2 separate regions of the Homo sapiens genome follow, and region 2 is linked to region 1. A link is an interaction called in ENCODE POLR2A ChIA-PET data of the cell type or tissue named here. Cell type or tissue: PC-9. All regions are shown on one strand. Region 1 overlaps IKZF2 (IKAROS family zinc finger 2). Region 2 overlaps LOC102725082 (a long non-coding RNA gene).

Evidence for each region. Peaks named below come from ENCODE experiments on the same cell type or tissue, not always from the same donor. Only the 100,000 strongest peaks of a DNase experiment are listed, where the experiment ranks them.
Region 2: POLR2A ChIA-PET joins it to region 1 with 6 read pairs; 2 of 35 experiments call an interaction of 5 or more read pairs at or near these places.

What each region holds. Positions count from the first base shown.
Region 1 is chr2:213,018,353-213,023,352 of GRCh38, forward strand. IKZF2 (IKAROS family zinc finger 2) reads right to left here. Exons shown (of 9, transcript NM_001387220.1): 7 at 3,641-3,778. Among named protein-coding and RNA genes, the nearest start is that of MIR4776-2, 95 kb to the left of the region's middle. In PC-9, no CTCF peak of the experiment used is centred here; no DNase peak of the experiment used is centred here.
Region 2 is chr2:212,954,215-212,959,214 of GRCh38, forward strand. The region is part of intron 2 of LOC102725082 (a long non-coding RNA gene); the gene reads right to left. Among named protein-coding and RNA genes, the nearest start is that of MIR4776-2, 30 kb to the left of the region's middle. In PC-9, no CTCF peak of the experiment used is centred here; DNase peaks (open chromatin) are centred at 2,617 and 4,967; H3K4me3 peaks cover 1,160 bases; H3K27ac peaks cover 3,462 bases.

The sequences.
Region 1 (5,000 bases):
AAACTATGAGTCATGATATTCCTCCTTTTTCCTCAAACTCAATCAACTTTTCTAAGACCATTTTATTCTACCTCCTAAATATGTCTTCAATATTTCACCTTGTTCTCTTCTGCAGTTGCCTCTTCATCTTTTTCTTTTTGGCATTGTCATTTCCAGTCTCTCCTCACACCATACCCCCTGCCCCAGGTAGGCATTTATCATGTATCCTCATTGGAGACATTTTTCTTGATTTGATTACCTCATTAATAACAAATTTGGTTACCCTAGTGGCCCCCCATCAGTTACACAATGAAATTCAAACACTAGCTTAGCAGAGAAGACTCTGTCTTTGCATCACAACCTACTAATTCAGAAGCTTCATTTCCTACCACTCCTTAAACTGCAGTTACACTCAACATCAGGGAAGCTGTTAATTATCTTTTATATCTCCAAGCCTCTTTTTCTCCTTGAATATACATTCTCTGTATCCTGCCTGATATATGCAATTTTTACTCATCCCTCATGTTTGGATTGAACACTCCTGCATGTAAGAAGCCTCTCTTGACTTTTCCAGAGTTAGGTTAATTCTACATCTATGTTCCCAGAGAACTGTGTATGCATCCTTATTAGAGCTTTTGTTTCATTTTATTTTATTTTTTTAAAGTATGTATTTCCTACCAGACTATAAAGTAAGTGTATTAAAAGACTGGGTCCATTTATTTTTATACCCCAGAATGTTCTATATAACTTGGCACATAGTAAGCTCTTGATAAATGTTTTCTGAGTAAAGTGAAAATGCCTCTTTTCCTTTAAAAAATTCCATACTAGAAGAACAACACAGGGAAAAACATGTTTTAGAAAAGAAAGACTAGGAAATATAACTATGTCAGATATTTTTTAAAAACAAGTAATAGTTAAATCATTTCATGGAGCTAATGGCAACCAAAATGACAGCAACTCTCATATCTACCACAAAAAAGGAAAACAAATAAATAACATACAGCAAGAGAAGGGAATAGATATAAGTTTCATCATGGTTCTGTTTAAAAAGAGACATATGCCAAGCTATTTATATGAGACGTATGTTAATGATGAACTCTAGCAGCATTTTACAGAACCATGTTTTTCTCTTACAGTATTTATCAACTCCTACCTCGTATGGCCAATTTCCCATTAGGCATGTTAACAACAGATAGAGGAGATTAAGGATAATCTCAAATTATTGTTATAACAAACCCAGAAAAAGTATGGTATGAAATGGCATGAATGTAAACTTATGTGGTTAAAATGATATCCAGTATTTAAGAATATTTGTTTCTATAAATGGTATCAGAAGCTACCCTCAATCCCTTCTCCTCTTTGGTTTTACCCTCTGCTCTACCTACCCAGTGCCCCTACCCCTTTCCCACTTTCCCCCACTTGGTTCCAGCTTCAGCACCACCTGTAAAGGGCCTGTGCCTACGGAGGGCTAAGCAATCTGGGGAATAGGGGGTAAGACTGAGGCCCCAGTTGTTTAGGGGACATATCTTTGCTTCTCTCAAAATATACTTGTTTAAATTTTTCGTTAGCATTTGATTCTCTAAAAGTTCAATCTGCCAACAGATAATTCAATGTTGATTATAATAATTTATTTACATTTTACCTCCCTATTACCATATAGTCTTTTAGGAGTATGTATGCAATACAGAATTCCATAAATAACTAGGAATGCAAAAATAATAAATAAAGTTGGAAATGCATAACGCCATCAAATGTCAGAACTGCAATGGGAGAATATAATATAGAAAAACTAGTAGCAATGCCATAAGGTGTTTTGGGGAAGATTTGGTATTCCCCCAAGCTTCCATCAGCTTCCAGCCTCAATTTACCCTTAAATCCATCAATTTAAATAGTAACAGTGTATTTGGTCAGCAAATGAAACTTCTAATGCTTAAGTTACTGCTGGTAAATAACAAATTTATAGGGAATAGCACATTTACTGTTATTCAGTTATTTAATGTTCTCAAATGTTAACAGTAAAGCAAACCATTTATTGGGCATTTATTACATATCCAGTCACATTTAATCCTCAAACCCAGCCTATGAGTGACACACCCAGACACGAAGTAGCCAGAGCAGGTTTGGCAGACTCCGAGACGCACCATTTTGTAATCTCTATGTTCCAGATCCTATGCTATCATCATCAGCCCAGGTAATGCAAGCTTGAAATATCAAATTTACCAAGACTTGATACACAGATAGGTTTGTAAAAAATGTTAATGATGATAATATAAAAATAAATGGACTTGATCACAAATCAATAGAATTAGATTCTTTAGATTATAGAAACTAGAAGGAAATGCTTCAGTTGTTCAGGATAACAAGAAAATTTTAAATTAAAAAAATTCCCAACTCAACAACACATAATCACTAGCTGTCCAACAAACACAGTTCCATAGTATATACTCTATAAAACAAACAGAAAACCCCAGAAATAATCCTTGACCTGGCTATGTATAAGCCAATACATAGATATTTATATTTTAAAAGTGACTGTCGCAATCCCCAACTATACCATTTAATACTGGGCAAACCTTTTTTAAATAAAAGATATACAAGTGGCCAGGTGCAATGGTTCACACCTGTAATCCCAGAACTTTGGGAAGGCAAGGCGGGCAGCTCACCTGAGGTCAGGAGTTTGAGACCAGCCTGGCCAACATGGCGAAACCCCGTCTCTACTAAAAATACAAAAACTAGCCAGGCCTGGTGGTACATGCCTGTAATCCCAGTTACTTGGCAGGCTGAAGCAGGAGAATCGCTTGAACCGGGGAGGCAGAGGTTGTGGTGAGCTGAGATCGTGCCACTGCACTCCAGCCTGGGTGGCAAAGTGAGAGTCCATCTCAAAAAAAATAAAATAAAATAAAAAATAATTTAAAAAAATAAATAAAAGATATACATGTACTAATAAGTTGAGATTTTTGTCTTTGTATAAATAAAACTTATCAGTAGACAAATCTAATTAGTAAGACAAGATAGACATTACAAATCTTAAGAACTGAAATTCATTATTTTCCTATATAAGGCTGATTATTAAAATTAACTTTTCAGGAACAGAGAATTATTCATTGATAAACCTTAGGGATTGCCTTCCTACCTGCCGTAGTGTATTTAGAGATCAGGATGTTTTGCTTGGAGAATGTTTTTTGTGGAGAGAGATGGTGTCTAATGTTGGTCTAGATTGTTTTGCACATTGTAGAAAGCAAAATCAGTAATTTCTCATAAAAATTAAAGGGCCGATTGGAGAAATTTCAAATTATATGACTGATCACTTACCTGAGATGAAAATATTCAAATAACCAATTCATTCTTTTAGGCAGCCTACAGACTAATGTGGAATCAGCTCTAACTATCTGGTTAGAAAAATGAAAAAGAAGAGTAAATAGTACCTTCCTTTGGTATATGAAAGGTTGGTTGTCATTATTATGCTAATTCAAACATTATCAGAAATAATTTGGGAGTATTGCAAAATTTCAATACAGATTATTTGCAATGTATCCCAAAGCTCAACTCATTTAAGTTAAAGTGATCTAAAATAGTTTTAAACAGCATAAGATTTTATCTTCATGTTGAACTACAAAAGCAGTAGGGGGAAATAAAAATGATGAATCCAGTTTCTACCCACCATGGTGACTCATGACCTGCCCAGCAGCCTCCATGCTGACATTCTGGAGATAGTTGTGGCAGCGTTCCTTGTGCTCCTCCAGTGAACTGCGCTGCTTGTAGCTTCGTCCACAGTAGTTGCACTTGTGAGGTTTACCCACTGTGAAGAGAACTCAAGGTCAGTGTGCTGTTAGTCTCATCAACATTCAAAGCAAAATCAATAGCTAACTTTTGATAGTCTGGAGGAAGCACTCATATAATTTTCAGACTTAAATCTCTTCCTCCTTTACATTCCAATTTTGGTAAGAAAAGATAATACATTTCTACCAAGACAAAGACAAGAAGACAGGTGGATCGTACCTCTGGCAACAGGGGAAATACTGAATCAAATTCTTGCTCTGACTGTATTCTAGACCTTGAGGGCCTGGTGATCAGTCTTCAAATTATCTCACTCTTAATACACTGACTCTCAGCTTTGACTCATTCAAGACAAATCAGGAGTATCCTAGATACATCAAGAGTTGTGGTTTTTTTTTGTTTGTTTTCTTTTCGGGTAAGGGCAGAGAATTTTACAGAAGAAAACTTAAAATGCAACAACTTGAAATGTCACAGTTTAATAAAGAGATTATTCTTGGGTACCAAGAAGATTAAAAAGAACTCAAGTGGTGAGAAAAAGTACAGATGAAAGTAGAGTTTCCTTTCCTTTCACCTTGGTAACAACTATTCACACATGCAAAATTTTGTGGCAGGTAAGTATATTCTCCCTCATCAGCTTTTATAATACCAAGAATTAACCTACTAGGTGCTTTGAGTCAGGATTATTACACAATATGTAGTTACAAAATGACAGTAATATTTTCCAAAACATCTCACATTAAGGAAATGAATTATTCCCTAATAGCTAGGGAGCCATTATCTCAGTGTCATTATCTCAATACATCTGTTAAAATACTAAGATGTTCAGTTAAAAAAAACCTTAAAAAACAAAGAAGAAAAATATAATCTCTATGGAAAGAAGCATGTTTTAATGCATGACTCTTCATAAGGACATCACAGAGCACTTTGACTCTTGGTTTTGAATGAATACAGAACAACATAAAACCCCAGGTGGTCTGTGCCAAAGCCCTCAATAGTAAAGCACCGTGTGATCCAGGCCCGTGTCTCTATTTGACTCCCAGAGGAATTATTTAGTTTTGCTCAGAGAATAACAGACAACTCTTTTTCATGACCAAAGATAGCATCCCTAACTCCAGTTAACTTATAAACCCATGCTATGACACTGGTCACAAGAGGAACTGAAATACTATAACAAGGCAAGGTATTCATGGCTGCCTGAAAGTTTCACTGTACTGATGAAAAAGAAAGCTACACCAAACCTTTAG
Region 2 (5,000 bases), 64 kb before region 1:
ATAATTCAGTAGCAAAAACAAAACAAACAGAAAACCAAATAACCTGATTTTAAAAATGGGCAAAGGACTTGAATAGACATTTCTTTAAATGTCTATTCTATAAATTCCATAAAGACATACAAATGGCCAACAGGTATATGAAAAAGTGCTCAACATTGCTAATCGTCAGGGAAATGCAAATCAAAACCACAATAAAATATCACTTCATACCTGTTAGGGTGGGTGTTATTAAAAATATTGACAAAGATGTGGAGAAATTGGAACCCTCATCTATTATACTCTTGGTGGGAATGTAAAATAGTACAGCCACTATAGAAAACAGTATGGAGATTCCTGAAAAAATTAAAAACAAAACTACCATATAATCCAGCAATCCTACTCTAGGTATTTATCCAAAAGAATTAAAATCAAGATCTCAAAGAGATATTCACACTCCCATGTTCACTCTAGCATTATTCACAATAACCAAGATATGGAAAAACTCTTAATGTCCATCAAAGGATGAAGGAATAAAGATATTGTGGTATATACATACAATGGAATATTACTTAGCCTTGAAAAAAGAAAATCCTGCCATATGTCATGACATAGGTGAACTCTGAGGACATTATGCTAAGTAAAATAAGCCAATCACAGAAGAACTAATACTGTATAATTCTACTTATATGAGGTATTGAAAATAGTCAAAACCATTGAAGAAGAGAGTAGAATGGTGATTGCCAGGGGCTGGGGAGAGGGAGAAATGGAAAGTTTAGTTGGTATAAGGTTTGTTATGAAAGATGAAGCTCTAGAGATCTGCTGTACAACATTGTGCCCGTAGTTAACAATACTGTATTGAACACTTTAAAATTTGTTAAGAGAACAGATCTCATTGTTAAATCTTCTTCTATGATAAGCTGTTTAAAAAATCTGGACACTCAAGTTTGAGCAAACAAAGTGAAGGTTCATAAATTGGGATTCCTCAGTTTGGGCCTGTCTGAATTCACATGGCCCAAATAGGGTATAAGAAGCAAAATTCTGACGTACAGCATGCCCACAAACTTAACTGTCATATTTCAAAAGTTTAGCTAAATCCCATAATTGGGTACTGACTTGAAAAGCTTCCTTGTAGACTTTTAATTATATCTAATGAGCTCAAAATAACTAAATGCCATTAAAGCTGTTTTTTCTTACTGTGTCCCTAAAATGGTAATTTAAAAATACAAGTGAAAAGCTTGAGTGACTAGACACCAAGCCAAATTGTGTAATATCACAGAATTAAACTATAAACTATTTTTTAATCTAGAAACTCTTTTTTAGTAGTGAAATGACATTAAAGCAATCCACAAACATGGGTCAAAAAGTATTGAGAAACTACCTCTACTTAAAATACTAGGCTTGCTGCCTGCTTAATTGGATAGAAGGTCATTTGCATAGGCTGCGTAAAAGTTAGGAATTGGTGTTGTGTTTGTTTCACTTGGGCTGAAAGACCAACTAAATGCTATGGATTGATTGTAATTCAAAAAAAAAAAATACACAATACTCCCTCTCTCAAATTAAAAAAAATACAAAAACTCTCAGATTACCAAAAAAACATAGGCAAGATTGTTAATACTAGATCAAAATGTACACACATTTGAATCAATATATTTGTGTGCATGTGAAAAAATAATATATTATTTTTCAGTGTTAATGGGCCTCCTATTATAAGTAGAATAATTCCTGACATGTTAGTTGCCTGGAGGGTTTTTGGTGAGGATTACTCTAGTAATCTGAGGTGGCATTATGGCAATGCTATAGGGGCATACAAAAATACTCACAGCTACCCTGTTCCCTGGGAATTTGGACAGGTAATCCCATATGGTTCATAGGACTTGTTATGTATGGTAGAGAATGATTCCAAAACAATAGAAACCACCAAGGGATATTAAGAGGGAGTTAAATATGAAGAGACCTTTGCTTTTCTGATGAAAATAGGGCTACCGGCAATTGTGGCCAGTGGTTGCCAAAACCGTGTCCTCTTCAAATTAATTTAGATGATAATTTTGTTCAAGAACTTGATCATAGAAACACTTAGTTTATACAACTACTTGTTTCAAAACAATACCATAATAATCTCATTGCAAATGTCTGACTGTGATGCTCCAGAGTTCAGCTACTGCAAATGTGTCTTTATGGGAATGATTAGGAGTAATTCTAATGGGAAAGAGTGAAAATTCAAAATTCTTGACTGGCATGGTTGAAGGCACAAAACTGCTGCCTCTATACTTCTTAGTGAAAAACAGCATTGGACATACCAGGAACAGCAATCTGCTCCTCTTAGTACCTTGCATTTATGAAGTGATATCCTCCAGGAAGTACATGATGCTGGGCATCACATCATGCTCTAGGCAACACCATGAGTGCTTCATTTTCACAAAGACCCAAGGGGTGAGATGAAATAATTCTCATATTCATAAATTAGGAACTATAATTCTGCAGAGCAAAACTGATTTTGTGCACTCAGGCAGTGGGATTAAGTTAATGCCACAAGCTCTTCTCTTTGTGAAAAGTACATTTCTCCTGGCTGAAGAGAGCAGCAATAATTACTCAAAATTCCTGAAGTAGGCCAACCATTTGTCCAGAGGGCAAAGAAATCCTGCTTGACTGGCTTCCACCCGAAACCAGTGTCAAGTTCCTGACCTTATGAACTCCCCAGAACAATATTCGGTGGAAAAGGAGGAGCTGTTCTCTTTAGCTTCTTTTCTATTTTTTTTTTTAAATAAGAGCAAGCAATGTGGTTATGTTTTTATTGGCACTCAAGATTATTTCTGAGAGGAGAATTGCTATATTTAAAAATGGATTTTTATCCTTTATAAGTTGGGTGAAATTTTTCTTAGTTTCACTTTCTTAAAAAGGTAGTACTTATTAAGGGAACCCTTCCTTTCCTTATGGTGGGTGGTGCTGGCAGATGAACAAGCCACGATTATGCATGTAGTCAAAGAGTTTGCTTTATAAGATGTTATTCTAGACATCAAATACATTATACACATGTCATTTCAAAAAGTTCAAAGTCAAAGATAAAAATATATTTAGCAAATAAGAAAACAGCCTGAATGAGAGGGAGTCAAGTTTTTGGAAATGAGAAATCAACTTAAGTGTTATCAGTAATCTAACGCCTTTTTTTCTCTAAGTGTCTTCTGAGTGGGTCGGGTGACAATTGGTCCCAGGACTGGAGGAAAGAGACTTGACTATCTAAAGCAGTGGCTCTTAAAAAGTGGGACGTCATAGAGCTCCTTGAAAATTAGATAAAAGCTAGGAAGGCACACCCTCAGGAGAGAAAAAAAATAGTTCATTAGCTTACAATGAAATTTATATAGAATTTCAGGAATTTCATAACTCCCCTGAAATGCATCAATGGATCCCCACCCCAAAGTTTATGAATAAGGCTTGTGTAAGGAAGGGGTGGAATTCTCAGCTCTATTCCACCAAGTTTTGGGAGACTTTGTCTACCCTGCCAACCCCAACCTATCACTGAAGTCTTTAGTTCCTCCTAGTCAGCTCCATTGCTCTGAGCTTGGTGGCTATGAAGAAATGCAGGTGGGTCAGCATTAGCAATGACTGGTTCTTCATTAGCACTAGCTATGAAGCAAATGCTGTACCCTATCTTCCTCAAAAGGTTGAGTTCTTAAAACTTCAACCACACACAAGCCATTGCAAAACTCACTTGGAGAGCTCTGGAGGTCCCTTATGAGAAGACACACATGATTTCAAAACTGATTCTAGCTGGGTGGTTTTGTAGTTGCCTGAATGAAATGATCTGTCAATTTTAGCTTTGTTCTTAGGAGAAACATAGCCCCATCTTGAAACATTCTTTATAATCAGCTTGGATAATCCTCCTACTCCCAAATTCAAAGATTAAAAGTACCTGGAAAAAGAACTAACCTTTCTCTTCTTGAGACATTCCCTCCAGGGCAGGCCGAAGGTATATTGGGAAAAGCAGGGAGGGAAAGCTTATCATTTTTCTATCCATAGTATCCTGAGCTGTCAACTCAGCAGCTTTCACAAGGACTAAACCTACTTTTAAAGAAAGGAGAGCTTGAAAGTGTTGTACCATTAGCTATTCTGATTCTAGCCCATGCCAGGAAGCAAAGGTTCTTATTATACCATGTTCTATTTTTGATCTAATCCGTATCAACAGCCTGAAGTCTCAGCATGGTAATGCTGGGGAAATTCTTTGATGATAATTGGAAACTGTACTGCCTTGCCCCTTAAGTTATACAATCTGACTGTCACTAGAAGTGTCATTTGGACTATAAAGAGTCAGGGATAAGAAAAGTGGGCATCTGAAATCTACGTGGAAGATGCAGTAGCAAGTCAGAGCCTCTTGTGAAAGTTCTGTTGGTTAGGTTGGGATATCGAAAGAAGAAGATGTGTCCCCTACCCTGATATTTCAGAGCCTCAAGACACTCAGTAAACCAACACTCAAATTCCTGGACTGCATCACCTTTACTTTTTGTGCAGACAACACAATATGGGAAGAAAAGTCATACTACATAGCAGTTATTAAAAACAGTTAAATGTAACACCAGGCGTTAAAACCTAGTACCTTCTTGTCATGATAAAGATTGTAACAAGAACAGGAAATGGCACAGCACAAATCCGTTTTCATGATAATGATCTCGTGAATGTAAAGAGCATAGGAAATGGAACAAATGTAACCCTATTCCATTACCACCTTCAAACGGTAACCTCCTTGTCCTAGTCACATGCCCTACTTATGGTCCTGATTAAAGCACAAAGGAAATCATAAGACTGTGACTCTGAGGGAACGAAGCAGCTCCCACTTATTTGTGTGCGTGTGTGAGCACACATCTTTCCTTCTTTGAACTAAGTTGCACCAGGCAATTCCTTACAGCTGATTCCCCAACTTTGTCCTGAATAAAGCCGGTCAGACATGGGAGGGACAAAGAAAGCTAAAAACCAATGAGTCATCTGGGAATAGATGTTCTCTTTACTACCCTTTATCAGAATGAGGAAAT